Linked DNA regions of Homo sapiens: region 2 is linked to region 1. Evidence: read pairs that join two places in POLR2A ChIA-PET (ENCODE). Cell type or tissue: PC-9. All regions are shown on one strand. Links, peaks and the distances in the headings refer to the core of each region. The heading gives the core; the rest is flanking DNA.

Evidence for each region. ChIA-PET counts read pairs that join two places held together with the same protein. Peaks named below come from ENCODE experiments on the same cell type or tissue, not always from the same donor. Only the 100,000 strongest peaks of a DNase experiment are listed, where the experiment ranks them.
Region 2: POLR2A ChIA-PET joins it to region 1 with 7 read pairs; 15 of 35 experiments call an interaction of 5 or more read pairs at or near these places.

The regions. Positions count from the first base shown.
Region 1 is chr20:53,642,187-53,657,364 of GRCh38, reverse strand. No RefSeq gene overlaps it. Among named protein-coding and RNA genes, the nearest start is that of ZNF217, 56 kb to the right of the region's middle. RefSeq lists enhancers at 2,222-2,341, 4,114-4,163, 13,947-13,996, 14,037-14,086. In PC-9, for the core only: no CTCF peak of the experiment used is centred there; no DNase peak of the experiment used is centred there.
Region 2 is chr20:53,727,263-53,742,440 of GRCh38, reverse strand. It overlaps LOC124904933 (a long non-coding RNA gene), which reads right to left and starts at 5,678. Exons shown (of 2, transcript XR_007067660.1): 1 at 3,583-5,678; 2 at 641-2,037. RefSeq lists silencers at 1,577-1,871, 8,125-8,325 and enhancers at 4,146-5,049, 5,050-5,953, 5,954-6,859, 12,559-12,658, 12,939-12,988 and 1 more. In PC-9, for the core only: no CTCF peak of the experiment used is centred there; no DNase peak of the experiment used is centred there; H3K27ac peaks cover 1,235 bases.

The DNA of each region.
Region 1 (15,178 bases), core at 6,082-10,081:
TCAAAGTAATATGAAAAACACAAGCCATTTTTGCTTTCTTGAAAGCACAATTCCAGTGGCTTTTTAAATAACTAAACTTCGCTTTGGGCAGAAGCAAAAAATAATAATAATAATAGCCTGCATTTATTCCATAAGATCTCTAGAACTTTAGAGCGGACAATTTATAACAACTTGGTTACATTTTTTGTTTTGTTTTGTTGTTTTAGGTAAAGTTGGTGCTTTCAACTACTTCAGAAATCCTTCTATTGGTAGTGTGATGTTTCCATATGACCTTTCCAAATCTTTTATAATGATGTGAGCTTTGTTGTATATGTGAAATCAATCAAGAAGCAGGAATATGTTAGTGTATTGCCTGTATTTTATAGTTTTTCTTTCTCAGGCACGTTATTTTTAGAGGACACAGATTAAGCAATTTGTTTCTGAATTAAAGTATTGCTCAATCTGTTTGCTTTCTTAAGAATTGCCTTAAACCACTAAACTATGTATGTGTGGGATTCTGGTTTTGAGCAAGTCAGTAATGAACTTTTAAAGTTCAGTCTACCAAGATGAGTCAATGTGATTGATTTATTAATTAGCAAAAGCCATCCTCTGAAATTACCTTGCATTAATCACAATTCATGCAAAATATATCCAATGAGTCTTAAGATGTGGGTTTGACAAACTATCCTTTCTTCAGAGACTATAGTCAATTTTAATAACCTTTGCTGGATAAATCATTAATGTTCAGCCTGAAATGATGAGTGGCTGAGGAAATTCCAAAAAGTACAGCAGGCCTATTCCTCCAGCAAAGCTGAAAACTATGTAAAATGGAGACAAGACGGCTGGGTAAAGCAGGAAACAAGATTCTGACAATTCTGGATAGTCTAGTATTTGCTGCCACTTGCACTAAAGGAATTGACTCTAATTGGATTCTTCTGAGTCGAGGGCTGATAAAAATACACAGAAGCAAACGTGTGGGGGAAACCCAAACTGCCAGAAGCCAATCTTTTAAAGGACAGCTAATACCTGTCCAGGGCCAAAATAAATGAATCCATTGGCTAAAAAGGTTGGGCTGACTAGTCATTTGGACTCCTGAACATCATCCTCTTTTGCATGCTCCAAAACCCCCGTGTTTGCAAAATCAGATACATTCAACTAAATTAAAAATCGTCTTCCAGTGGACCTATTTTACAGATGAGGAGACAGAAACCCTCAAGGTTAAGTGCAATATTTATTATGTGGCAAATTCAAGACCAGAATACAAAGATCTTCAAGCAAGCTAAATAACTTCTCTCAGCCCAAGTATCCCTTTCTATAATGATAGAGCTGGAATAAACAAAATTGTATGGTTTCCAATTCTAAAGTGTTGTGGTTTTAGTATCTGGATTCCAAGACTACTTTCTCAATAACCTCACTGTGTGTAAGTATTTACGTATGGATAAACATATAAAAATATATATGTGTGAAAATATACAGTGAAAATTCTATAGGAACAAAGTTTAGAGGACTCAGGTTTAAATGATATATATATGAACAAATTTTTAAAACGTGTATAATATGTTCACTTCCTATTACATGTGGGTTTTTTTTTTTTTGACCTACTGACTACATTAAAAAAAAAAAAAAAAGGAAGCCAGATATTTCTGGAGATGTTAAATTCCCCATTCTTTAGATAAAATGAAAATGATTTAGAGACATATGGTGGATTTTTAAAAAATCCACCTTCTCCTTTTATTGGAAAGATTTAAATATCTCTAATTGTATTCGAAAAATGCTGAACCGTATCAAACCCAAGTCATCAAACAGTGAGTTTTAATCAATTCATCTCCTAAAGATAGTTCACTGCTGGTGGAGTGTGATTCCTGAATTATCTTGTGAGCCCAAGTGATTAATCAGAAATGAAGGCAGGGCTAAGCTTCAGGGAGGTTTCACAAAAAGGCAGAAAATGTCCATAGATAATGTTATTGGGGGAAATTCTCTCCCTTCTGGAGGTGCTCAACATTTTATTAAGGAAACTACAAAACTCTCTTTCATATTAATGAACTATCAAATACTTGGGGTTATTAAAGGGAAAGAAAGAGAGCAAGAGACAGAGAGAGAGAGACCTCTGTCTTAGACTAGGAAAATCCTACACGTATTAGGAGAAGGAGTAGTTTGGGAAGACAACTCTTGGAAATGAGTTTACTGCTTCCTTAACTTCGAAACTCTTAACTCTTGATCAGTCAACACTTAGCCAGTTTCGGTTCTGTAATTAAGGAAGTAAAACCCTGAATCCGGAGCGCTCCTGGTGAATCGTGACTGGTATCTGCCCAAGTTTCCCTCTGGCCAGGGATCCTCACTCAGCATTCAAAAAGGAAAGCTGCGTTCGCGGTTCTTTATTACTTATATATTTATTTTGAGGGTTTTTTTATTACTTAATTAGTTATTTTGAGATGGAGCCTCGGTCGCCCAGGCTGGAGTGCAGTGACACAATCTCGGCTCACTGCAACCTCTGCCTCCTGGGTTCAAGCAATTTTCCTGCTTCAGCCTCCCAAGTAGCTGGGATTACAGGTGCATGCTACCACACCCGGCTAATTTTTGTATTTTTAGTAGGGACAGGGTTTCTTCATGTTGGCCAGGCTGGTCTCGAACTCCTGACCTTAGGTGATCCGCTGGCCTCAGCCTCCCAAAGTGCTGGGATTACAGGCCTGAACCACCTCATCCCACCCCGCGGCTCTCTAAATGTTGTACTCTGAACAAAAATATATTTCGGGGAATGTTACCTTTTAGAATGAACTAATAGAGTGATTGAACTTAATTTAACTTTTTCCTTTTGTTTTGAAGGCCTCTAGGGAAGTTGATAAAGTTATAATTTATCGTTTTGCAAGGGACATTCCAGAAAAGCAGTTTGTTTAATTTTTTTGTTTTTAAAGACAAGCAAAGGTCATAGAGACCAACTCAACTTTTTTTTTTTTTTTTTGAGATGGAGTTTCACTCTGGTTGCCCAGGCTAGAGTGGTGCAGTGGCACGATCTTGGCTCACTGCAACCTCCGCCTCCCAGGTTCAAGTGATTCTTCTGCCTCAGCCTCCCAAGTAGCTGGGACTACAGGCACACGCCGCCATGCCCAGCTAATTTTTGTATTTTTAGTAGAGACGGGGTTTCACCATATTGGCCAGGCTGGTCTTGAACTCCTGACCTCGTGATCCGCTGTCCTTGGCCTCCCAAAGTGCTAGGATTACAGGCGCGAGCCATTGTGCCCAGCCCCAACTCAACTTTTAATTTAACTTTGGGAAGGCTGTTTTGAAAAGAGGGGTTATTTTTTAAAATTTGGAGTCTTTGGATTTATTTGTCAAAAATACATAGTTTAACAAATAATTTTAAGTATATAATAGTACAGAAATGTACTCTTTTTTGTAAAAGACAATATGGAGTAAAAGGTTTATGAAGAAATTGATTTCATAAGGGACATCTGAAACTAATCAATGAGTATCCTCAATCCAAAGTCGGGGCGGTGGCTCACGCCTATAATCCCAGCAGTTTAGGAGGTGGAGGCAGGCTGATCACCTGAGGTCAGGAGTTTGAGACCAATCTGGCCAACATGGTGAAACCCCATCTCTACTAAAAATACAAACGTTAGCCGGATGTGCTGGCCCATACTTGTAATCCCAGCTACTTGGGCGGCTGAGGTACGAGAATCACTTGAACCAGGGAGGTAGAGGTTGCAGTGAGCCAAGATCGCGCCACTGCACTCCAGCCTGGGAGACAGTGAGACCCTGTCTCAAAAAAAATCAAAACAAAACAACAACAACAACAACAACAAAAATGCCCCAAGACAGGTCCAGGGAACTGGATGGTAAATTTCCAAGTAGAAACACCCTAATCCTGAAACCAAATTCTCAGTCCACAACTTGCCGTATGCCTGAGCTCCATCATTTATTTTTTAAATTGATTTTTTAGCAACCAGCTGAGGCCTCTGCTTCCTTCAAATATGCAACTATCATAGTTACTTCCTTCTACTCCTTCCCTCCCGTGGGCCCAGAGGGCTAACACAAAAATTTCCCCCTTGATAAATGCTGATAGCAGTGTGAGAACAGCTGCTTTTCCCCAAGCTTGGACAGGCCTTTTCTCAATTTTAATATGTATCGGCCCTTACTGACTAACCTCGGCTTTGCAAACCCTTGCTTGGCTGGAAAGACTTACCTCCTGCAAAATAGAATGGTGGTGTTAAGAATTTTAGCTTGCAGATAAACACATTTAAATGCAGTGATAGCTCTTGAACATTGCACTCCCAATTTAATCTTTAATTTCTCCCAGATACACAGTAAACTTGAAATGGTCTTTAAAAATAAAGACTAAAAAAATTAAAAAGCACTAAAAGCTTTAAGGATACATGTCCAAATTACCCTGTAAAGAGTTGTTACCAAACAAAACAAACAAAACACCACGTTCACAGAGATTAATTACAGGGGACCTAAATTGAGAACTATCTAGTATCATAAATGATCATGATAACCAACAAAACTGAATTAGCATCAGTTTGAGACCTCACAGTTAAAGAAGGAAATAGACAAAAAAAAGTCTACTGTTTGAAAAGTGTTTAAACATTGACTGCTGTGAAAAGGGGTATAAAAATAAAACCAAAGAGATGGAAGAACTGTTTTCTGTGTGCAGTGGGAAAGTTTACACAGTTGACAAGCTGTCATGTGGGGATGTCCCAGCAACATTCAAAAGTCTATTTCCTTAGATCAAAAAGGACAGACACAAGCCCAATATTTATATTAATATCTGTGCTCGTTGGTCATAGTCCCTCTTCCCCAGAGTAATTATATGCTGCATCCGTGGAGCAATGTGTCTAATACCTTAATTCTCTGAGTACAAAGACCAGTGGGGTCATATGACGTTGCTATATTTAGAAAAGGACCTGCTTTCTGTTTTGCGCAACTCTTAACAATTTTCTGCTCTGAAGAGAGTTTCAAATGTACATTGATCTTTCTCATATCGTGAATGAACTGAATTAGCACCTGTTTTCAACTGCCACGATACTTATTTTAAAAAAGGGGAAAGAGAAGTCTGTGTACTCTTAATTCAACAAGGGACATGGGAGGTGTAATTTTTTTTTCTGCCTTCTTCCACAGAACTTAACCAGAAAGCAGTGATATTTACCAAATTTTACAGAGGCTAAGGTAGGTACTGTACAACTGAACAAAGCAACATGTGGAATGGTGATTATATCCCACGGTGATTTAGATGAAAATTTTCCAAAAACAAAACAAAACAAAACAAATACTACTAATGTTGGGAAGAGCTAACTCATGTAACTACGCAAAGTAACTGTGAATAATTAACTCTAAAGAAGCAGAAAAATAATTTATTAGTTACAGAAATGTCTGTGTAAGCCCCTTCCTCATAAAATACCTGGAAATAATAATGATTGTTTAAATGAACAGGTTTTGTTTTCTTTTTTTTTTTTAAATCATAAACATCAATTGACTACAACAAGTCCAATCCGTTTGGAAGCATGCTTGCCATCTATCAATATATTTTTTTTAGTAACCAAAGGTTAATTTTATGTTGATAAAATGAAATGTACAATAAAAGTTAGAAAATGTATAAACTTTTTTTTTTTTTTTTTTGAGATGGAGTCCCGCCCTGTCGCCAGGCTGGAGTGCAGTGGCACAATCCCGGCTCACTGCAACCTCTGCCTCGCGGGTTCAAGCGATTCTCCTGCCTCAGCCTCCCTAGTAGCTGGGATTACAGGCGTGTGCCACTATGCCCAGCTAATTTTTGTACTTTTAATAGAGACGGGGTTTCATCATGTTGGCCAGGATGGTCTTGATCTCTTGACCTTGTGATCCGCCCACCTCGGCCTCCCAAAGTGCTGGGATTACAGGTGTGAGCCACCGCGCCCGGCCGAAAATGTATAAACTTTTATGTGCAAAGAGTATAATAAACATATGTAATGATAATAGCTTAATTTTTTTAAAAAAATTTTTTCTTTTGCAATGGAGTTTTGCTCTTATTGCCCAGGCTGGAGTGCAATGGTGCGATCTTGGCTCACCGCAACCTCCGCCTCCCGTGTTCACGTGATTCTCCTGCCTCAGCCTCCGGAGTAGCCGGGATTATACGCATGTGCCACCACCCCCGGCTAATTTTGTATTTTTTTAGTGGAGATGGGGTTTCTCCATGTTGGTCAGGCTGGTCTCAAACTCCCGACCTCAGGTGATCTGCCCGCGTTGGCCTCCCAAAGTGCTGGGATTACAGGCATGAGCCATCGTGCCCGGCCTATAATAGCTTAATTTTTTAAACTTTTATTTCAATAACTTTTGGGGTACAGGTGGTTTTGGGGTTACATAAACTCTTTAGTGGTGACTTCTGTGATTTTAGTGCACCCGTCACCCCAGTGCATGCTGCACCCAATATGTAGACTTATTCTCAGAATATTCTTTTTTTTTTTTTTGAGACGGAGTCTCACTGTGTCGCCCATGCTGGAGTGCCCTGGTGGGATCTCAGCTGACTGCAACCTCCGCCTCCCGGGTTGAAGCTATTCTTCTGCCTCAGCCTCCCAATTAGCTGGGATTACAAGCGCTCAGCCGCCATGTCCAGCTGATTTTTGTATTTTTAGTAGAGACGGGGTGTTGGCCAGGCTCGTCTCCAACTCCTGACCTCAAGTGATCCGCCCACCTTGGCCTCCCAAAGTGCTGGGATTACAGGCATGAGCCACTGCACCCGGCCCAAATATTATATTTTATCAATTCTAAAGTGCACTTTAGTTTTTACATTTTAATATAACTAAAATCAATATGTATTTTGCAGTCAATGGCATCTTGCTATTATTTGAAAACATTTATTTAATAGTCCGTAAAATAATGGAACATGCCCAGATGCAGTGGTTTATGCCTGTAATCCCAGCACTTTGAAGGGTCAAGATAGGAGGATCGCTTGAGCCCAGGAGCTCGAGACCAGCCTGGCCAATATAGTGACAGAGACCCCAACTCTACAGAATAAATAAATAAGTAAATAAAATAATGGAAAATCTCACAAATGGTGACGTTTTAGGTTCGACAAAATACAGTAACTAGCCCATTTAGTTTTCTGAAATTTTGATGTTATTGCTTAAATATTTGTTCTGTGGTACACAACCGTAGGATTAATAATATTGATGAAAATAATAAAAGAGTAATAAGCATGTATTGAGCTCTTCCTGTGTGAAGTTCTGGACAAATCCTCATAAAGCCTTAAAAGGCAGATACTAAGCTGGGCGCAGTGGCTCATGCCTGTAATCCCAGCACTCTGGGAGGCCAAGGCAGGCAGATCACGAGGTCAGGAGATTGAAACCATCCTGGCTAACATGATGAAACACGGTCTCTACTAAAAACACAAAAAATTAGCCAGGCATGGTGGCACGTGCCTGGAGTCCCAGCTATTCGGGAGGCTGAGGCCGGAGAATTGCTTGAACCTGGGAGGCTGAGGTTGCAGTGAGCCAAGATCACGCCACTGCTCTCCAGCCTGGGCGACAGAGCAAGACTCTGTCTCAAAAAGAAAAAAAAAAACAAAAACAAAAACAGGCAGATACTAGGCCAGGCACGGTGGCTCATGCCTGTAATCCCACACCTTGGAAGGCCCAGGCGGGTGGATTATCTGAGGTCAGGAGTTCGAGACAAGCCTGACCAACATTGTGAAACCCTGTCTCTACTAAAAATACAAAAATATTAGCCGGGCGTGGTGACAGGCGCCTGTAATTCCAGCTACTCAGGAGGCTAAGGCAGGAGAATCGCTTGAACCCGGTAGGCGGAGGTTGCAGTGAGCCAAGATCTTGCCACTGCACTCCAACCTGGGCAACAGAGGGAGACTCCGTCTCAAAAACAAAAAAAGGTAGATACAATCCCATTTTATCCCATTTTGCAGATTAAGCAACGGGAGCAGAGAAACTATTGCAGGGCTCACCTTGCCATCCTTACCCTAATATCAGTTCTGTCATTATATAAAAGTTTGATATTTTGTTCATCATGGGCTGTTTGCATTTATTTTGATTTTTTTTTTTTTTTGAGACACAGTCTCACTCTATTGCCCAGGCTGGAGTGCAGTGATGCAATCTCGGCTCACTGCAACCTCCATCTCCTGGGTTCAAGTGATTCTCCTGCCTCAGCCTCTTGAGTAGCTGGGATTACAGGCACGCACCACCATGCCTGTCATTTTTTTTTGTATTTTTAGTAGATCCGGAGTTTCACCATGTTGGTTAGGCTGGTCTCGAACTCCTGACCTTGTGATCTGCCCGCCTCAGCCTCTCAAAGTGTTGGGATTACAGGCGTGAGCCATGTTGCCCGGCCTATTTTGATTTTTTTTATTTTTCTTTTTGAGATGAAGTCTTGCTGTGTCACCCAGGCTGGAGTGCAGTGAAGTGATCTTGGCTCACTGCAACCTCTGCCTCCCAGGTTCAAGCAATTCTCCTGCCTCCGCCTCTTGAGTAGCTGGGACTACAAGCGTGTACCACCACGCCTGGCTAATTTTTCCATTTTTAGTAGAAACGGGGTTTCACTATGAGGGCCAGGGTGGTCTCAAACTCCTGACCTCAAGAGATCCGCCCACCTCGGCCTCCCAAAATGCGGGGACTACAGGTGTGAGCCACCATGCCTGGCCTATTATTTTTTTTTGAGTCAGAGTCTTGCTGTGTTGCCCAGGCTGGAATGCAGTGGCTCAATCTCGGCTCACCACAACCTTCGCCTCCCAGGTTCAAGCGATTTTCCTGCCTCAGTCTCCCGAGTAGCTGGGACTACAGGGGCATGCCACCATGCCCAGCTAATTTTTTTTTTTTTTTTGACATGGAGTTTTGGTCTTGTTGCCCAGGCTGGAGTGCAATGGCACGATCTCAGCTCACCGCAACCTCTGCCTCCTGGGTTCAAGTGATTCTTCTGCCTCAGCCTCCCGAGTAGCTGGGATTACAGGCATGCACCACCATGCCCGGCTAATTTTGTATTTTTAGCAGAAATGGGGTTTCCTCATGTTGGTCAGGCTGGTCTCAAACTCCCGACCTCAGGTGATCCGCCCGCCTCGGCCTCCCAAAGTGCTGGGCTTACAGGCGTGAGCCACTGTGCCCAGCCTAAAGTATTATTTATATAGGCCCAGTGCAGTGGCTTATGCTTGTAATATCAGCGCTTTGGGAGGCTGAGGTGGGAGGATGGCTTCAACCCTGGAGGTTGAGACCAGTCTGGGCAACACAGTGAGACCCCATCTCTATATAAATAATTTTTTAAATAAAACATTGAAATAATTAATTAATTAATAATTAGCCAGGTGTGGTGGTGCACCCCTGTGGTCTTAGCTACTCAGGAGGCTGAAGTGGGAGGATCACTTGAGCCCTGGAGTTCTAGGCTGCAGTGAGCTATGATCGCACCACTGCAACTCCAGCCTGGGTGACAGAAGAAAAAGAAAAAAATCGTATATATATGTATAATTTATGTAAATCACTGAGTTTTTGGCATCGTCGAAATATTGTGCCTGGCCCTGGGTCAAGAACAAAAATTATGATTCTGGTTTTCTGACCTTAGGCCCCGTTTCCTTCAGAGCAATTATCACGATTATTAATAATGAACTTGTTTGCTCTCTTGATCGCTTTCAGCCTTTCTTGACTAAAACATACACTCCAGGAGAGCAGGGAAAATGTTCATTGTCAGGGGTTAGAACATAACCCGCTAACAGGGCACGGTTGCTCATAACTATAATCCCAGCACTCTGGGTGGCTGAGATGGGCGGATCACTTGAACCCAGGAATTTGAGACCAGCTTGGACTACACAGCAAGACCCCCATCTCTACCAAAAAATAAAAAATTAGCCAGTTGTGGTGGCACATGCCTATAGTCCCAGCTACTGGGGTGGTTGAAGTGGGAGGATCACTTGAGCCTGGGAGACAGAGGTTCCAGTGAGCCAAGATTACGCCACTGCACTCCAGCCTGGGCAACAGAGCCAAAAAAACAGAACCTGCTTTCATACTTTTCAACAAATTAGCCTCGAATACCTCCGAGATGTCATATTAGGTGCCAAATACAGCTGTGAGCAGGTTTCTGTCCTCTTGGGGTTACTGTCTTTGTATAAAAAAGTAAAAAATAATAATAATAAATCCATGGCCAGGCGCAGTGGCTCATACCTGTAATCCCAGCACTTTGGGAGACCAAGGCAGACGGGTCACTTGAGGTCAGGAGTTCCAGACCAGCTTGGCCAAGCTGGTGAAAGCCTGTCTCTACTAAAAATACAAAAATTAGCTGGTCATGGTGGTGCACACCTGTAATCCCAGCTACTCGGGAGGCTGAGGCAATGAACCCAAGAGGTTGAGGCTGCAGTGAGCCGAGACCGTGCCACTGTACTCCAAACCTGGGCAACAGAGTGAGACCCTGTCTCAAAAAAAAAAAAAAAAAAAAAAGAGAGGGAGAGAGAGAGAGAGAGAGAGAGAGATGAGGTCTCCTTACGTTGCCCAGGCTCATCTGGAACTCCTGGGCTGAAGGGATCCTTGGCCTCAGCCTCCCAAAATGCTGGCATGGGGGAGCCACTATGCCTGCTGCTCTTGGGAATTCTTGAGTGTTGCCTCTGGTTAAGTTCTACTTAGAAGTTAACATTCTCCCCAAGGCCAGGAGTGGTGGCTCACACCTGCACCTGTAGTCCCAGTAGTCCCAGCTACTCAGGAATCTAAGGCAGGAGGATCAACTGAGCCCAGGAGTTCAAGGCTGCAGAGCTATGATCATGCTGCTGCACTCCAGCCTGGGCGAGAGAGTGAGACCCTGTCCCTATTAAAAAAAAAAAAAAAAATTCTCCCTTACAAACAAAATGCTCATTGACTGTAATTAGAAGTGCCCACGCTGGGGACTGGTATGGCACAGAGCTCTACTTTGAACTGATTTTCAGCTGGAGTGGTGAGCTAATGATATCTCGCTCCATTCTTTTTCTGCCCTCTTTCTTCTTTTTTTTTCTTTTATTTTTTTTTTGAGATGGCGTCTCGCTCTGTCACCCAGGCTGGAGTGCGGTGGTCCCATCTCAGCTCACTGCAACCTCTGCCTCCCAGGTTCAAGCGATTCTCCTGCCTCAGTCTCCCGCGTATCTGGGATTACAGGCACTTGCCATCATGCCCAGCTAAATTTTTTTTTTTCCTGTAGAGACAGGGTTTCACCATTTTGGCCAGGCTGGCCTCGAAACTCCTGACCTCAAGTGATCTGCCTGCCTCAGCCTCCCAAAGTGCTGGGATTATAGGCGTGAGCCACTGCGCCTGGCCTCTCCCCTCTTTCTTCCTCTGCCTCTACCCCATGATGCACCAACCAGTATTCAGGACCCAATTTTATTTTGTGTCTGCTCTAAAAGCTAACTTTACCAGGGGTTTAGGCCATTAAAACACATTATTTGAAGTTTGCAGAATGCATTTACATTTTATGATCATTACAGCTTCAAAAAAAAAAGATGGTAATGTTGGTTTCCTTTCACATTGACCAACTTCTCTTCACATAAATACAAGCCAGTTGAATGGCATTCCAATATTACATAATTATTTGCACTCTAACTGAAATTACGGAATACTGAAAAAGTAGATTGGGATTATTTTAAATTGAAACTGTGCCCAAAGTTTTATTACTTATCAACTTTCTCTGAATGCTATATCATGACAATTATATTTTATTGTCATGAATTATGTTAACTTCATATTTCACAAAGCACACACTACATGTGCAAGGCCTTTGCTGAACCCAGGGAAAGGAAGAATGATAAACAGAAGCTGATCTTTGCCTTTGAGTTTACTTAACATATAAATAGCAGGTATCTTCCAGATGCGAGTAACTGTACTAAATACTTTAGATTAGGGGTCAGTAAACATTCTGCAAAGCATCAGCTAATACCTGTTTTAGGCTTTGAGCGCTAGAGGCTTTGTCTTAACCGGAAGTAGAACAGAGGCCATTGCCAATATGTAAATGAGTAGGCTCAACTGTGTTCCAATAAAACTTTATTTACAGAAATAAGCAGCTGCCCAGATTGACCTAGATGGCTGAGACCTGCTTTCAATGGATTGTCATCCATCTGTCACAGCCCACTCTTTTTTTTTTTGAGACAGAGTCTTGCTCTGTCGCCCAGGCTGAAGTGCAGTGGCATGATCTTTGGCTCACAGCAACCTTTGCCTCCTGGGTTCAAGTGATTCTCCTGCCTCAGTCTCTAAGTAGCTGGGATTACAGGTGCGCGCCACCATGCCTGGATAATTTTTGTATTTTTAGTAGAGACGGGTTTCATCATGTTGGCCAGGCTGGTCTTGAATTCTTGGCCTCAGGTGATCTACCCATCTCAGCCTCCCAAAATGCTGGGGTTACACTGCGCCCAGCCGCACAGCCCACTCTTAAGACTAGCACTATTATTATTATTATTATCATCATTTCATTTCATTTTATTTATTCTTTTGAGACATAGTCTCATTCTGTTGCCCAGGCTGGAGTGCTGTGGCCTGATGTCGGCTCACTGCAACCTCTGCCTCCCAGGCTCAAGTGATTCTCATGCCTCAGCCTCCCCAGCAGCTGGGATTACAGGCACCCGCCACCACACCCAGCCTGGGCGACAGAGAGAGATCCTGTCGAAAGAAAGAAGAAAGAAAGAAAGGGAGAAAGAAAGAGAAAGAGGGAGGGACAGAGGGAGGGAGGGAAACCACCTGAATATTTGTGTTAGCTTAAACTCAATTTCAGCTGTAATCATGGAAATCAAATTTATATAAGAAAATATCAGATTAATTCAGTTTTCATACACACATTCACTCGAATTTTTAAATTTCATCAATTGATTTTAGAAAAGAGCAGCATAGTGAAAAAAAGTGAAGAACTATATTCTTGCCAAATTTATACCTAAATTTTACTGAAATATTAATTAGTTTTTTTTGTTGTTGTTTTTGTTTTTCTGGAGACAAGGTCTTGCTTTGTTGCCCAGGCTGGAGTTCGGTGACAATCTTGGCTCACTGCAGCGTCAACCTCCCAGGCTCAAGAGATTCTTCCACCACAGCCTCCAGACTAGTTGGGACTACAGGTGCACACCACCACAACCAGCGATCTCGGCTCACTGCAACCTCTGCCTCCTGGGTTCAAGCAATTCTCCTGCCTCGGCCTCCCTAGTAGCTGGGATTACGGGCATGCACCACCATGCCCAGCTAATTTTGTATTTTTAGTAGAGACGGGGTTTCTCCATGTTGGTCAGGCTGGTCTCCAACTCCCTACCTCAGGTGATCCACCCACTTAGGCCTCTCAAAGGTGCTGGGATTACAGGTATGAGCCATTGCGCCTGGCCCATTTTTCATAAGAATTATAAAATTGCATTGTTTCTGACATGGGCGTAATCTATGATCTGCCTTCACCAAAAACATGCAGAGGAAAATAAAATACATATTTTTTATTTTTAGTTTCTCTGCTCTTTTGGCTTTATTGTTTGAAATCTTTTTATTAGTAATAGGTATGTTTGGTGTTCACTTTTTCCATACAGTGCATTAATGTGTGGTTTAAATACAAATTTAAGTGCAAAATTATAAGACAGTAGCCTGGAAAGGCCCATTTGGGCAGATGTGGCTTATTAAAAATCCCAGCTGGGTGCAGTGGCTCACCCCTGTAATCCCAACATTTTGGGAGGCTGAGATGGGCAGATCACCTGAGGTCAGGAGTTCAAGACCAGCCTGACCAAGATGGTGAAACACTGAGTCTACTAAAAATACAAAAATTAGCTGGGCATATGCTGGGCACCTGGAATCCCAGCTACTCAGGAGGCTAAGGCAGGAGAATCCCTTGAACCTGGGAGGCAGAAGTTGCAGTGAGCCAAGATCGTGCCATTGCACTTCAGCCTGGGTGACAAGAGCAAAACTCGGTGTCAAAAAAAAAAAAAAAATCACAATTTTTGGGTTTCTTTTAAAACTTAAAAATGGAGGATGAATTTCCAGCATCCTGCTACTCGGACGGAGGAAACAGAACAGGAACAAAGCTGAAGTGAGCTAGGCAGGCCGAGGGAACCTCTGGCTGCCTCCCATTGCTGCTGCACGCAGGTAATGCAGCGGTTCATAGCCTGCCTTCCAGCCCTGGTGTTAGACGACTTTCAGTTACAGTATTGTGGTGAATCATTTCCTTCCAAGGCTCAGGGTGATCTATCACACGGGCGTGTTGTCTAGATTTTAACAACAATATGAGCAGAAAAGTTCCTCATTCCAGAAATGCAAAACAAATTACATAAGAAGTGTATTCTTTAAAGGAAAAAGCAAAGTCTACATAAAGGCATAATGAATAGGAAGAACAATTATGCGTGGGAAAACAAAGCTCTTTAAAAAAATCATCAAAGAAATGAGGTTTTTCTTCCCTTGTCTAATTTATAACAGTGACGTTCCTTTTGAAGACAGGAGCAGGGGCATAGGAGCTGGAGTATCGGCCTTAGCTGTGCCTTTTGTAATGTCACTAGGGACAGGGAGGGGGAGGAGTTGTGACGGTGTTGGAAACACTGGCCCTGGTGTATTATTGCTTGCACTACAGGAGTTTTTGGTTGCCAAATCAATACCTTGGTTGTCCTTGAAAAACCCTGCAGGTCTGTTTTTAATAGCTTGCTACACCGGTGAAATTACCCTGATTACTTAGCAAAGCCTCACCTTTGATCCACTGATCTAGTTAGAGACCTGTGTGAGAGAGAGAGAGCCTGTGGCCCCAGAGATATTAACAAATTAGAAGAAGAAGGAAGGGAAAACTGCAACTTACAGAAATACAGGAAGTCTGAGGTTTGTCAGTTGTTGAAACATTTGATATTGTCTTTTAAGAGTCTCCGTGGTCTGAGAGCTTTCTTTGGGATAACAAAATACTAACATTAAAGAGCAACGTTCGGGCACAGTGACTCACGCCTATAATCCCAGCACTTTGGGAGGCCAAGGTGGGTGGTTCACGAGGTCAGGAGTTCGAGACCAGCCTGACCAACATGGTGAAATCCTGTCTCTACTAAAAGTACAAAAATTAACCGGGCATGGTGTCATGTGCTTGTAATCCCAGTAGGAGAATCGCTTGAACCCGGGAGGCGGAGGTTGTAGTGAGTCGAGATCGCGCCACTATGCTCCAGCCTAGGCGACAGAGCAAGACTCTGTCTCAAACAAACAAACAAAAAAAGAGCAACAACAATAACACCACAGCAAAGCCACCTGCTATTCAAAATCAAGAACAGTGGATCAATCCAAATTAAAGAATGGTGGCTGGT
Region 2 (15,178 bases), core at 7,262-11,261, 84 kb before region 1:
GTTTTGGCGGAAAAAAAGGAGAAAGGGGGAACACAAATTTTAAAAACTTTGTTTTGTTTTTAATTTTCCTGGACCCCTAATAGATTCAGTTATCTAATAACTATTATTACTTTTGACATTTTAGTTTTGTTTTTCCTGGTCAGCATCACATTTTTAAAATGAGGCATTTTTCTAGCCAGGCGTGGTGGCTCACACCTGTAATCCCAGCACTGTGGGAGGCCGCGGCTGGTGGATCACTTGAGGTCAGGAGTTCGAGACCAGCCTGGCCAACATGGAGAAACCCCATCTCTACCAAAAAGACAAAAATTAGCCGGGCGTGGTGGTACAGGCCTGTAGTCCCAGCTACTTGGGAGGCTGAGGCACAAGAATGGCTTGAACCTGGGAGGTGGAGATGCAGTGAGCTAAGATCACACCACTGCACTCCGGCCTGGGCTACAGAGGGAGACATCACCTCAAAAAAAAAAAAAAAAAAGGTATTTTTGGAGCAGGACATATGTGAGATTAAGAGCACGGGCTAGGATAATCTAGATCAAAAATCTGTAAAGGTTTTTGTAAAGAGTAAATTTTTGGGTTTCATGGGTCATACAGTGTCTGCTATTACAGCTGAAAAACAGCCACAGGCCATATATAAGCAAATAAGTCTAGGTTCCAATAAAACTTTATTTACAAAAACACATACTGAGCAGAATTTGGCCCTCAGGCGGTCATTGCTAACCCCTGATCTAGAATTATATTCTATCTCCATTTTCTAGCTGGGTGATCTGAGCCTCCACTCATCTATAAAACGGAGATAATAATTATACTACCTCATTAGATTCAGAGGGTGAAATGGATCTGTGTATAAAATACTTATTCCATGTAGGAGTTCAATAAACATTACCTGTTATTATCGTTTTCCTTTTTTTTACAGTAGGAAAATGAAGCAATCTGCCCAAGTCATGAAATTAGGAGGTGTCACACTCTACTGCACAGCCTCCAGAGGAGGTTTCCATTGCCCGATTTAATTTGATCTTAGCTTAGCTTTTGACTAAAAATGCCTTTTCCCTCTTTCCTAAGCAATTCCTTTCAAGGCAAAGTCATCAGAAAGAAAGAAGAAAAGAAAAAAAGAAAGAGAGAGAAAGAAAAAGAAAGAAAGAAGAAAGAAAAAGAAAGAAAGAAAGAAAGAAAGAAAGAAAGAAAGAAAGAAAGAAAGAAAAAGAAAGAGGGAGAGAGAAAAGGACAACGACAGAGATCTGTAAATGACCACAATTGATTAAACTCTTCGGGGAGAGAGATAATAACTCTGCCCTGCAAGTGTTTCTTCTGCCCAATCTCATCCCCTTTTTGGAGAAAGAAATTGTCCCCCAAGATTGTCCCATTTTGTCCTAAGGCTGGGGCTGGCCTGGAGAGAGCCTCTGAAGGCTTATCATGAAGCTACTTCCTTTAGGATACGGCACCATGATCACTGTGGCAAAACCCACCTTTATTTTCTCCATTAGGTAACATCACAGAGAAAAAAAAAGATCTCATGGGATTTTGCCTTTTTTTTCTTTTGGACATTTTTATTGTGTCTGGGTTTTCCACTCAAGTTTTTAGGATTTCTGGCATCAGACACTTGCCTTTGTCTCCCATTTCTTTGTGGTGATTGCCAAATGCCCACATACTATTTACACCTCCCATTCTCTCTAGGGTTTCTAATGCCTCTCTTTCTTATGACTAGCATTTCTTCCTAAACCTTTGCCTCTTTTTTCCTAAGCAGCAGGAGAGCTCCCAGAGTCTCAAGATAAACAGTAAACAAGATTGTGCATTTCAATGACAAATACAACAGGCAACCTATTTTTTCATCCCCACGTCATTTTTAACTTGGGGATGGTTACTTCTTCGGTTTTCCTTCTCTGAACATTGTCAGGCCCTGTTCCTCTTTCGTTTTGGTCTTGTTGCAATCTCTTCGTGAATTAATGTTTCAGTGAGTGTACTTGTGACAAGGCATATGGAGCGGGCCTCCTCTTTAACTCAAATTTCCTTCTTCCCAGGCACAACAGAAATTTGCTGTACACACTGCAAGACAAAGAACAAAAAGACCTCACTCGCTGAGCGAAAAGATCCAGTCGTATACATGATTTCACCGGGTTTCCAACTGTATAATGAAATCGAACTCCTCCCTCGGGAGGGGGTTCCCTCCCCCACCTACTGCACACACAAAATTCTACCCACTTCTTTCCAAGGACACACTTTGTTCTAAATCCCCAGTGGCTTTACTCCTGCACACAAAAAAAGAGCAGAAGTCTGCACCTAAGTTGTAAGCGTGAGCTGCGATCTTTCTCTGAGCCCAAGATGAAAGGAGTAGATGGAAAGGAATTACTCAGTGTGAAGTATGCATTTGTAATAAGCAGGCATGGGATGCTATGTAGTGATCTTGACATGGCTGATAGGGGATGAGGAGGTGAGGATGGGATAGACTTTTTCTTTTCATTTTCATGAATCTCTTACTCTCAAGCTGAAGGAGAGACTAAAAACCACAGGAAAGGGCACGAGTTTATTATCACAGATTTTTAATGGGTTAATAATGTTCTGCTTAAAACCCTCGTTTTAAAAAAAAAGTTAATTCGATCCATTTTTCTTTGGATTACAGCAACTTTAGGACAGGTGTGGTGTAATAGGAGTCGCTTTCAGAAAGGAGTGAGTGTGTTTGAGCAGAGAATCACTGGGTACACACCAGACTACTTATTGTAGCACTGTTTGTAGAAGCAAACACTGAAAGCCACCAAAAAGTCTGTGAAAAAGGGCAAGTGAAATACATTAAGGAATACCATTTAAAGAAATACTATGCCACCACTTAAAACATCAAGTTTTTCTAACACAGAGTGCTGTCCAAGAGATTTAAGTGGAAAATGCAAGCTGAAAGATACTTGTGTAAAGACAAAGAAAGGTGTGAGCGTTCGATATGCATATATGCTGATCTATGCGTGGACTATTTCTGGCATGAGACACTACAAACTGCTAATAGTCATTGTCTGCGGGGGAGGAGGGAGACCCACCCTTCCCCACAAGCCCTATAATTTGAATTTTCCCCAGGAGCATGTATGACATGGTTCCCCAAAATTTATAGCTCACTAGAAAAATACCTACATTGGAAATTGTCCATGATCGATACTCAAAGTGAAAAAAGCAAGTTGTATAACAGTGTCTATAAATATGATACCAGTGGTGTATTTAAAACAAAGCATGTGTATTTGTATATGTGCATTTTATGGAAAACGTCTGGAAAATATGTTTCACACTGTTAAAAAGTAGTTATTAGCTATCTCTGGTGAGATCATGAGCTGCGTGGGAGTGAGCAAAAGGAATGAGGAACTTCAACTCCTTTACCTTAATTTTATACTGTTTGAACGTTTTAAAGAGATTAGGTATGACTTCTATTTTAATTTTTAAAAACTAAACTGAGAAAATTATGTAAAGAAATGGTCACAGGAAATGGTCAAATACTGGCCCACGATACATGAGAAATGCGTGCCCTGTCTTTCCAGAGAAATCGAGCTCCCAAAAACGTTTGCGGTAAATCCCTGCTTTTTGGCTCCTCAATAATGGGATATTATACTGTACCTTATTGAGTACATTGGAGTTTTTTTCCCTTCCCTTAAATGCTATTTGCTGAAACTGCTCAAAAAGACTTTCCGAGGTGGCCCCGTTGGTGTCTTTGTTCCAGCCCGCCCGCCCCGAAAGGCAGGAGTCTCTCTGCCTTCAAGGAGCTGGAAACGCAGTCACAGCTCTCTCACTACAGAGGCCGGGCTTGTGGCAAACCAGGAGTCGTATTTGTGTTTACTTTCCTGCCTTGCGCAGTTGAGCTGCACTTGAGTGACTCCCATTAACAAGCATGAAGTTACTTAATGGCCTTGCCTGTCTGCTGTTTTCTGTTACGCTGCCATCCTGTGAACGGCCTTCTGTGTAAGTCACATTTGACAGTCTGCGTCTCAAATATGCTCTGAGAGTTGGAAAAGCCTCTCAGACAGCGTTTTCAAATGGGATCCCATGGAAATAGCCTCTTGCTTCTCAATTAGCTCGAAGAAGGCCCCCCACCCCCGTTACGTTTTCTTCTGCCTTAGGCATGTGTGAAAATGATGCGGGAAAAAGAGACACTTCGGAGATCATTTTCAAAGTCCTTATGTGAATCCTAGTTTCTAGGTGCTTACACTGCAATTCACCTACTGAAATAAACATATTTGGCAAATAGACATGATCTGCTTTCTGGGATTGATAGCAAACACTGAAGATCAAATAACAGCCCTAATCATTTCTGCATGTGCAGTTTTCAGGCGGTTCCCAGTCCTGTGACCGGGAACAAAGTTTACAGTTTATCAAACTTGCAGTAGTTCTGGGCTTTGCTCTCTTCTGGGCAGCGTTCTCTTGCTCCCGCGATGTTCTGTTTGAAGTCCTCTGCCCACTCCCCAAATTTTAACATGTAATTTATGACCTTATTATTTTATTCAGGAGGGAAGGATCAAGTGTGGAAGCCAAAATTATCCAAATAAGGATGGTGCTGGAACAACCTATGATCTGAAACTGGGGGGTGGGGGGCACGCCCCGTCTACCTCTGAGGCAGCTGGAATGTCTGCTAATTTTGATCACTTGAAAATATAATGGCTGCGTCTGCAGGTATTTCGGAGAGATCATTTAGATTCCTTTAAATGTAGGTGAAATGTTACAATAGAACAGGAATGGACTGTCTCTTGAGATGAAAAAGGGAACCACTGGCTATTGTCTGACCTCCCCAGTGCCTGATTGACTAGTAGAAATCACATCTCCATGGGAACAGATAAATGTCTGCTTTTCATGGCGTGAAATAACCAACTTAGCCCGCAAAGCCTCACCAACCTAGCACTTTATCTGGGCGGCTGTAAGCAGCCTCTCCCTTTTCATGTTCAGCCAAATTATCTGCCAGAATTTCTTTTCAAGTCTAGGGGAAGGGAAAAAAAAAAGGGAGTTTCCTCCCTCCATCCCCCCTCTGTATGGAGTTAATTACTGTATTTTCATCTGGGAGGGTGAAAAAATACACACGGAGCTGAAATAGCACATGAAACAACGGCTGACATGGGCTATCTGCCTGTTGTTGATTAGCTTTTGGTGATTTTTGTAAAAAGTATTGAGGTCTGCTGCTGTATTTGAGAAATGTCAGGAGGGTCAGGATGCAGCCTGAGAGGCAGGTCCTGGGGATGGTTGTTTTTTGTTTGTTTGTTTGTTTACTGTTGTGCCAGCATTTGGCTGTGTGACCTTAGAAAAGTGGACGCCAGCTCTGTTTTGTGATCTGAGAAAGGAAGGTAAGGGGAAGGATATTGTGATCCGAGAAAGGAAGGTAAGGGGAAGGATAAAAAAACAAATGCCGGAGAGTATCAGGTATCTGCCTCCCCTCCCCCTAGAAGCCCCAACATCTGCCATTTTAACTTTCTGATCACTGATCCAATGCTCTCTGCCAGCAAAATTAGAGAACAGCTCTCAGGAGAGCAGGGGCTTTCTCCGGTGGTTTCAGACACTTCAGCTTCTGTTCCTGGTTAAAAATACCACCGGAAGCAGCATTTTCTGATGATATTACAACACTTCCAGTCCAGCTTCTGAATCAGAGGAAAAAAAGAAATGAAAGGGGAAAAAAATAAAAAGAAAAGAATGCAGGTGAAATATACAGAGATATTTATCCATCCACCTATTTTTCAACACACGAAGTTGAGCTCTTAGGAGGAAAATGTCTTAGCCTGTTTGGTTCTAAAACTGGGCACAAGAATGTGTGCGGGTTCTTTATTTTATTGGAATCCATTTGCCCGTTCCTATTATTCCCTGCTTTGTCCTTGGAGCTATTTGCTCCTTTGTCTTTCTCCTCTTCCTCAGCACCTCCACCCACCCACCCACCCAACAAGTCTGAGCAGGAAAAGTGTAAAGCCCAGTGAACTGCAAACCTACTAGGCATTTTTCAAAAGAGTCCAGGTTAAAGATACCTGCAGGGAATTTGTCCATGAAGCAATCAAGTCTCAACTCCAGCTCTTCCGTGGACGTGATTCCTAAATATCAAAACCCCAGCGGTCTTTATCTGGACCAGCTGCTTCTGATGTCGGGAAGGAATGTGGCACATCAAGTGTGTGAACACTGCCTCTATTGTATCCAAACAGGCTGATTGAAGCCTGGATAATTGGCATGTAACCTTCTCTATTAATAGTGCAGACAGATATGTGAATTAGCTGAATCCCTTCAACATATGCCATGCATTAGCTAAAGGGGCTTACAATTCTCTTAACATCTCAGCTATTACACCAATAATTAGGCTTTAGAACTTGATAACTTTGGGGGAAAATCAATAAATAATGGGGAAGTTGAGCACTACCTCTGAATAAGAAGTGACTGTAATATTATCGTTCAGTCCAGCACTGAGAGTGGTCATCATTGATTATTTGGGAGCTTGAAGGTTTGGGGCTTTTGGAGAGAGACAGAGAGAGAGAGAGAGAGAGACACAGAGAGAGAGAATGTGTGTGTGTGTTGCTGAAGCTAAGTTTCTGGAGGAGATTATTAAATTTCAGGAGTCTTTGTTTGCCTTCTAGAGCCATGGAGGTATATAAATAGCAGAGTAATACACTTATGTCCTGTTTGACTATCTTGTAAAGGAACCTGCCCTGCCGTGGTTTGAAATACTGGAGAGGCTATTTAGAGCTGTGCATTGCTAAATACCTGGTTAGTCTCACATCAATTCCTAAGGCTAAAGGAAATACCATAGGCTGATGATTAAGAGCATAAACTGCAGCCAGACCGCCGGGGTTTAAGCACAGCTCTCCGACATACTAGCATGTGACCTTGGGTAACTTGTCTACCTCTCTGTGTCTCAGTTTCATCATCTGGAAAACGGAGAGATAATAATTCTTAGCCCACTGGCACACTGTCATTGTAAGGATTATTAAGTTATTACTTACAAAATGTTCAGAACAGTATTGGAGTATAAATAAGTACTTTTCCTTTTTTTTTTTTTTTTTTTTTTTTGAGGCGAAGTATTGCTCTTGTTGCCCAGGCTGGAGTGCAGTGGCACAATCTCAGTTCACTGCAACCTCCACCTCCCGGGTTCAAGTGATTCTCCTGCCTCTGCCTCCCGAGTAACTGGGATTACAGGTACCTGCCACCACGCCCGGCTAATTTTTGTATTTTTAGTAGAGATGACGTTTCACCACGTTAGCCAGGCTGGTCTCAAACTCCTGACCTCAAGTGATCCTCCCACCTTGGCCTTCTAAAGTGCTGGGATTACAGGCATGAGCCACTGCGCCTGGCCTACTTGTCCCTTTTCATTGAATAAATATGCATTGAAAGTGTTTTTCAAACTGCAGGTTGTGACCTGTCAGTAGGTGGTAAGATCAATTTAGTGGGTCATGGCTATTACTTTTAGTTGGAATGGAATTAGAATAGAATAGAATAGAATGACATATAGGTAGGATAAGTACTATTTTGTGAAACTTTTTGCTGTGTGTGTGTGTATTTGTGTGTCGTATGTGTATATAGTAGTTAACAATGTAAAAGTATTTCTTTTAATGGATGAAGCTAGAAAATTTTTAAAAACTTGCAATGAAATAATTTAAAATCTGGAAACAAGCTAAATACATAAATAGATTGGTTAAATTATCTTATATCCACACAATGAATTATCAGGCAATTATTAATAAGAAAGAGATCAACTTCCAAGTGCTTATGTGTACCGGTCTCCCAGAAATATTATTCTGTAAAAACAGAAGGCATTGCAGAGTGTATTTATTACAATTCAAAAGGAAATTTTCTTTGGGGTGTGTTTGCTTTAAGAACATTGAAACTCATTCTGCTGGCTGAGAGACCTTGTGCTAAGTGGAGTCTGATCTTCCCTGAGGATCACTTGCTCAGTGATTGGCGCCCCCATCCATCCAGTTGAGTGAGCCCAAAGCCTTGAAGTCATTGTTGACATGGCTCTGTATCTCACTCACCATAGGGATCCAAAATCCTTTCATTCAGCTTCATCTTTACCCTTAACACCTATTCCAAGCTTCTGTCATCTCTCTCCCGGACAACCACATCAACTGCTAACTCATCTCCCTGCAGCCTCCTAAGCAGTCCCCCTCGCCCAAGCCTCTTAACTGGTCTGCCTTGCACACACTCTTGTTTCCTTCCCTTCCATATCCCCACCTTAGCCAGACCAACATCCTCCGCTCTCCCTTCCTTGTTTAAATTCTTGCCATGCTTCCTTGCTGCTCTTGGGACAAAGACCAAAATCCTACTGTGGCCTTTGTGTTAATTTCCTACAGATGTCATAGCCAAGTACAACAAACTGGGTGACTTAAAACAACAGAAATTTATTTCCTAACAGTTCTGGGGGCTAGAAGTCCAGAATCAAGGTGTCGGGAGAGCCACCTTCTTCTGGAGGGGAGACTCTTTCCTTGCCTCGACCTACTTGGCAATCGATCCTTGACATTCTTCGCAGCTGGTTCACTCTAATGTATTCCTCTGTTGTTACATGGCCTTCTCCCTGTGGATCTGTGTCTTCTTTTTTTTTTTGAAGCGGAGTCTCAATCTGTCCCCCAGGCTGGAGTGCAGTGGCGTGATGTCGGCTCACTGCAAGCTCCGCCTCCCAGGTTCACGCCATTCTCCTGCCTCAGCCTCCCGAGCAGATGGGATTACAGGCGCCCGCCACCACGCCTGGCTAATTTTTTGTATTTTTAGTAGAAATGGGGTTTCATCGTGTTAGCCAGGATGGTCTCAATCTCCTGACCTCGTGATCTGCCGCCTCGGCCTCCCAAAGTGCTGGGATTATAGGCGTGAGCCACCGCTCCTGGTGATCTGTGTCTTCATATAAGAACACCAGTCCCATTGGATTAGGAACCCACTCTACGGTATGACCGCATCTTCACTAATTACATGTGCAATGACCCTGTTTCCAAATAAGGTCCTACTCAGAAATACTGGCAGATAGGGCTCTACTTCATCTTTTTGGAGGGACACATTCCAACTCATGACAGGCTTTGAGATGCTCTTCAGCTAGGCCCATGTCTCCCACTCTGGCTTTCTCTTCTGTCACCCTTTGCCCTATTTTTTGATTCTATGCGCACAGCCCTGTTTCAAATGGTCCAGGTTGCCTCTTGCCACAGGATTTTGCTCAAATGTTTTACATTTCCCCCTGCTTGGAATATTTTCCCCTTCCTCACTCCAACCTCTATTCTCATTTCACCTCTAGATCTTGGCTCCCTTGTCCGAAGGGGACGCCTTTCTTAAATGACTCTGCCCCCCAACAAAGTCAAATTCCTTTAATTCCACAAAATTTTATAACACCACTTCTTGTTTGCTAGTCTTGTCATGGGTGTAGCTTTGCATTTATCTGCTTGTTGGATGACTGTCTTCTACTCCACAACACTAAAAATTCCTGGAAGGCAAGAACAGTGTCTATTTTTTTTTTTTTTTTGAGATGGAGTTTCACTCTTGTTGCCCAGGCTGGAGTGCAATGGCGCAATCTCGGCTCACCGCAACCTCCGCCTTCCAGGTTCAAGCGATTCTCTTGCCTCAGCCTCCCAAGTAGCTGGGATTACAGGCATGTGCCACCACGCGAGGCTAACTTTTGTATTTTCAGTAGAGTGTACCAATACTATAGGATGGGTTCCTAATCCAATGGGACTGGTGCCCTTATAAGAAGACACAGATCCACAGGGAGAAAGCCATGTGACAACAGAAGAAGACATTGGAGTGAACTAGCTGCAAGGAATGTCAAGGATTGATGACCAAGTAGGGCGGGGTTTCTCCATGTTGGTCAGACTGGTCTCAAACTCCTGACCTCAGGCAATCCGCCTGCCTCGGCCTCCCAAAATGCTGGGATTATAGGTGTGAGCCAAGGAGCCCGGTCAACAGTGTCCATTTTTGCTCACCATTTTATTTATCTTCATCTCTTAGCACAGTACATAGCATCTACTGGGCACTTAATAATATTGTTGGATAGAGAGATGAATGAATGAGTGAATGAATAAATGACACATAGATTTTTCTTACATTCAGTTCATAAATATAATTCATGACTTGCAGGTAAGGAAGGCAGAAGATTATTATATACAGGGTCAGTTTCCATAAATACTAATCACACATTCAAGAATCTTGGCCAGGAGGGGTGGCTCATACCTGTAATCCCAGCACTTTGGGAGGGCAAGGTGGGTGGATCACCTAGATCAAAAGTTCAAGACCAACCTGGCCAACATGGTGAAACCCCGTCTCTACTAAAAATACAAAACTTAGCTGGGCATGGTGGCAGGTGCCTGTAAACCCAGCTACTCAGGAGGCTGAAGCAGGAGAATTGCTTGAACCCGGAAGGGGGAGGTTGCAGTGAGTCGAGATCACACCACTACACTCCAGTCTGGGTGACAAGCGTGAAACTCCGTCTGAAAAAAAAAAAAAGAAATTGTGTCGATGGTTTTTACAAGAGGCATTTTTTAAAAAATTGATAATTTTTACAAGAGGCATTTAAAAAAAAGAACTTTTGCCAATTGGGACTTCTCAAAGGAATATGACTTATCTGGGAGCAGTTAGGGCAAACTCATGAAGTAGCTGTGTATCAAAAGCAGGACTAATTTGTAACTTACACCTAAACGTGTGAGAAAATACTCAGCTTCTTAGCTTCTAAATATCTATTGTCATATATCAATAAGAATTTGCAAGATTCCTCCCTGCTGGAACTAACACTAAAGTTGAGCTTCAGGTGCCTTTGTCAGTCCATTCCTGCTCTACGATAAAATGCCACAGACCAGGTAATTTATAAATAATTGAAATGTATTTTTCACAGTTCTGGAGGCTGGGATGTCCAAGATCAAGGCACCAGCAGACTGATTGTCTAGTAAGGACTTCCTGTGCTTCCAAAATGGAGCATTGCTGTTGCGTCCCCTAAATGGAATGAACACAGGGTCCTCACATGGCAGAAGAGTAGGAGAGAAAAACTCTCCTCCTCAAGCCCTTCTATAAGGGCACTAATTCCATCCACAAGGGCAGAGTCCTCACGGCCTAATCACCTCCCAAGGGCCCCAGCTCTTAATACTATCATTTAGGGATTAAGTTCCTACATATTATATATATATACACACACACACATATATGAACACACATATATACATATATATACATATATACACACATATATACATATATACGCGCACACACACACACACACACACACATATTTTTTTTTAGATGGAGTCTCGCTCTGTCGCCCAGGCTAGAGTGCAGTGGCGTGATCTCGGCTCACTGCAACATTCATCTCCTGGGTTCAAGCGATTCTCCTGCCTCAGCCTCCCAAGTAGCTGGGGTTAAAGGCGCCTGCCACCATGCCTGGCTAATTTTTGTATTTTTAATAGAGACGGGGTTTCACTATCTTGGCCACGCTGGTCTAAAACTCCTGACCTCATGATCCACCCACCTTGGCCTCCCAAAGTGCTGGGATTACAGGCATGAGCCACTGCGCCCGGCCTCCTACATATAAATTTTAAAGGGAATGTGTTCAAACTGCAGCAGATCAAAGCATGATGTAGGCTGATTTAAACAAAACAAAACAAAACATAGCAGTGAGCAACTGTCCCAGTTTTTCCTGGACTGAGGGGTTTCCTTGGACACAGGACTTTCAGTACTAAAATGTAAAAATCCCAGACAAACTGGGACAAGCTGGTCAAACCTAGTTGAGTTTGAATTTGATATTTAACACTTTCAACATCTTAATGACATTTAAGATGTGAAAATAGAATGTATTTTTCATACTCCTCGTCACTGGGACACTATATTTCTTCACTGACAACTTTTAATGGCCAAGGATCTTATCACTAATGAAAAAGGGAACAGGCTGGGCGAGGTAGCTCACGCCTGCAATCCCAGCATTTTGGGAGGCCGAGGCAGGCAGATCACCTGAGGTTTAGGTGGGAGGATTGCTTGAGCCTGGGAGTTCAAGTCCAGCCTGGGCAACATGGTGAGACCTCATCTCTTAAAAATTAAAAATCAACTACAACAAAAAAGAGGGAGGTAGTAGGACCTATTTCACGGAATCATTATAACTATAAGAAGAGTTATGTTTGGCCGGGTGTGGTGGCTCACGCCTATAATCCCAGCACTTTGGGAGGCTGAGGCGGGTGGATCACGAGGTCAGGAGTTCGAGACCAGCCTGACCAACATGGTGAAACCCTGTGTCTACTAAAAATACAAAAATTAGCCGGGCATGGTGGCATGTGCCTGTAGTCCCAGCTACTTGGGAGGCTGAGGCAGGAAAATCGCTTGAGCCCGGGAGGCAGAGGTTGCAGTGAGCCGAGATCGCACCACCGCACTCCAGCCTGGCAGACCGAGACTCTATCTCAAAAAAAAAAAAAAGAAAAAGAAAAAGGGAACAGAACATGGGCATGTATTTTGCATAAAAGATAGATTTAACTTAAACCTTTACATTAAACATTCTCAATATCTATCCATTTCACTCAATTATTTGCAATATTTGTCTGATATAGTGAAAGTCAGTGTATCCATTAGTTATGCCACATAACAAACCACTCCAACATTTAGTGGCTAAAAACAACCATTTGTTTAGCTCGTGACTTTATAGGTGGGCTGAGAGGTTCTTCCTTTCTGGGCCAGCTCATATGATCACTGCTGGGTATTCCCAGGTGTCTGTGGTCAGCTGGTGGCTAGATGATCCTAAGACGGCTTCCTGTCTATGTGTGGAGGTTGGGGGCCATCACCTGGGTAACAAGAGCAACTGGGTCACATGTCTGGACGTCATCATCCAACAGGCTAGCTCCTTCACATGAAGTTATAGGGTTCCCAGGAGAAGTAAGAAGGCAAACCCCAAGGTACAAGTACTTTTTTTTTGAGACAGGGTCTCACTTTGTCACTTATGCTGGAGTGCAGTGATGCAATCTCAGCTCACTGCAACCTCCGCTTCCTGGGCTCAAGGGATTCTCCTGCCTCATTCTCCCAAGTAGTTGGGATTACAGGCACCTGCCACCATGCCCAGCTAATTTTTGTATTTTTGGTAGAGATGGGGTTTCACCATGTTGGCCAGGCCGGTCTTGAACTCCTGACCTCGAGTGATCCACCCACCTCGGCCTCCCAAAGTGCTGGGATTACAGGCGTGAGCCACCACGCCCGGCAGAGCTTACTTTGACAGTAAAAATTCCCAAAGAGCAAAGTACTGCTTACAAGTACTTTGGAAGCCTCTGTTTCCCCCAACATTTGCTAATGACATATTGGCCAAAACAAATCACATGGCTCAGCCCAGATTCAAAGGGTAAAAAAGTGACTCTGGCTGGGCGCAGTGGCTCATGGCTGTAATCCCAGCACTTTGGGAGGCTGAGGCGGGCAGATCACCTGAGGTCGGGAGTTCAAGACCAGCCTGGCCAACATGGAGAAACCCCGTCTCTACTAAAAATACAAAAAATTAGCTGGGCGTGGTGGTGGGTGCCTGTAGTCCCAGCTACTCAGGAGGCTGAGGCAGGAGAATGGCATGAACCTGGGAGGCAGAGCTTGCAGTGAGCCGAGATCGTGCCACTGCACTCCAACCTGGGTGACAGAGCGAGACACTGTCTCAAAAAAAAAAAAAAAGTGACCCCACTTCTTCATGGGAGGGTCTACAAAGATACACTGCACATAGAGATGGGAAAAATTCTTTAGATCTACCTCAGGTGGCATAGAGAATTTCCTTTTTTCTTTTGGGCAATATTCAATTATTAAAGTCACTCAACTTTTTGAATTTCCGTTTTCTTATAAAATTATGAGGAAGATGACAACTAAATTTGAAGCTGTATTTAAGAATGAAAAGCAATATGCCAAAAGTGTAAAGCACATAACCAGACACATAGCAAACAGTGACCATTAGTTCTCCCTCTCTCTCTCTCTCTAGCTCTCACTCTCTCCCTTACACACACATACACACACACACACACACACACCCCAATACAAAGCATTACATATAGTTGTTCAAACCAGTCTTTGGTATCCAATAGATCTGGGTTTGAATTCCAGGTCTGCTGGTGACTAGTTTTAAGATGTTGAACAAGTTATGTTCATTTCTCTGGAACCTTAGTTTTCTCATCTGGAAAATGAAAATAATGAGGTCTGAATTCCAAAATGCCTGACTGCTGGTTTTAATTACTTTCTTCTATCTGCCCTCTGTCTTCTCCTATTATTTTTTTTCTCCTTATCTAATATAACTCCATTGCATATGTTGCAGTTAGGAATCCTTGCAGCAGGAATTCACTGCTTATCCGACTAACAATAGCTTAAGCAAGAAACACCTTTCATTACCTCACACGGCAAGAAGACTGAAGGAACCATGTGGTATAGACCTGATCTCCTTCTCTGCTCTACCCTTGTTCACAGGTTGACTTTTCTTCTCCATGCTTGTCACCTCATACTTAGACCAATCCTAATTCTTTGGGTCTGAATATTTTCTCACTTGAAACAAAATTGGGGTTTTCTTATGCTGCGTGAGGTGGCTCACGTCTGTAGTCCCAGCTACTCAGGAGGCTGAGGCAGGAGGATGGCTTGAGTCCAAGAGTCTGAGTCCAGCCTGGGCAACATAACTAGATTCTGCCTCTAAATAAATAAATAAATATGGACACAGAGTGTGGCATAATAGACTGGGGGCTCAGATGGGTGAGGGGAGTGGGGGCGATGAGAGATGATAAATTATTTAATGAGTTTAATGTGTTCAGGCATGGTGCTCGCGCCTGTAATTCCAGCACCTTGGGAGGCTGAGGTGGGAGGATCACTTGATCCTAGGAGTTGGAGACCAGCCTGGGCAACATGGCAAGACCCTGTCTCTAAAAAAAATTATTAAAAAAATTAATAAGTTTAATGTACATTATTCAGGTTATGGCTACACCACAAGTCCAGACTTCACCATTATGCAATATATCCATGCAACAAAACTGCACTTGTTTTGTTTTGTTTTGTTTTGTTTTGTTTTGTTTTGTTTTGTTTTGTGAGACAGAGTCTCTGTCCCCCAGGCTGGAGTGCAATGGCGCAATCTCAACTCACTGCAACCTCCGCCTCCCAGGGTCAAGCAATTCTCGTGCCTCAGCATCCCAAGTAGCTGGGATTACAGGCACCCACCACCACGCCTGGCTAATTTTTGTGTTTTTAGTAGAGACAAGGATTCATCATGTTGGCCAGGCTGGTCTCCAACTCCTGACCTCAACTGATCCAC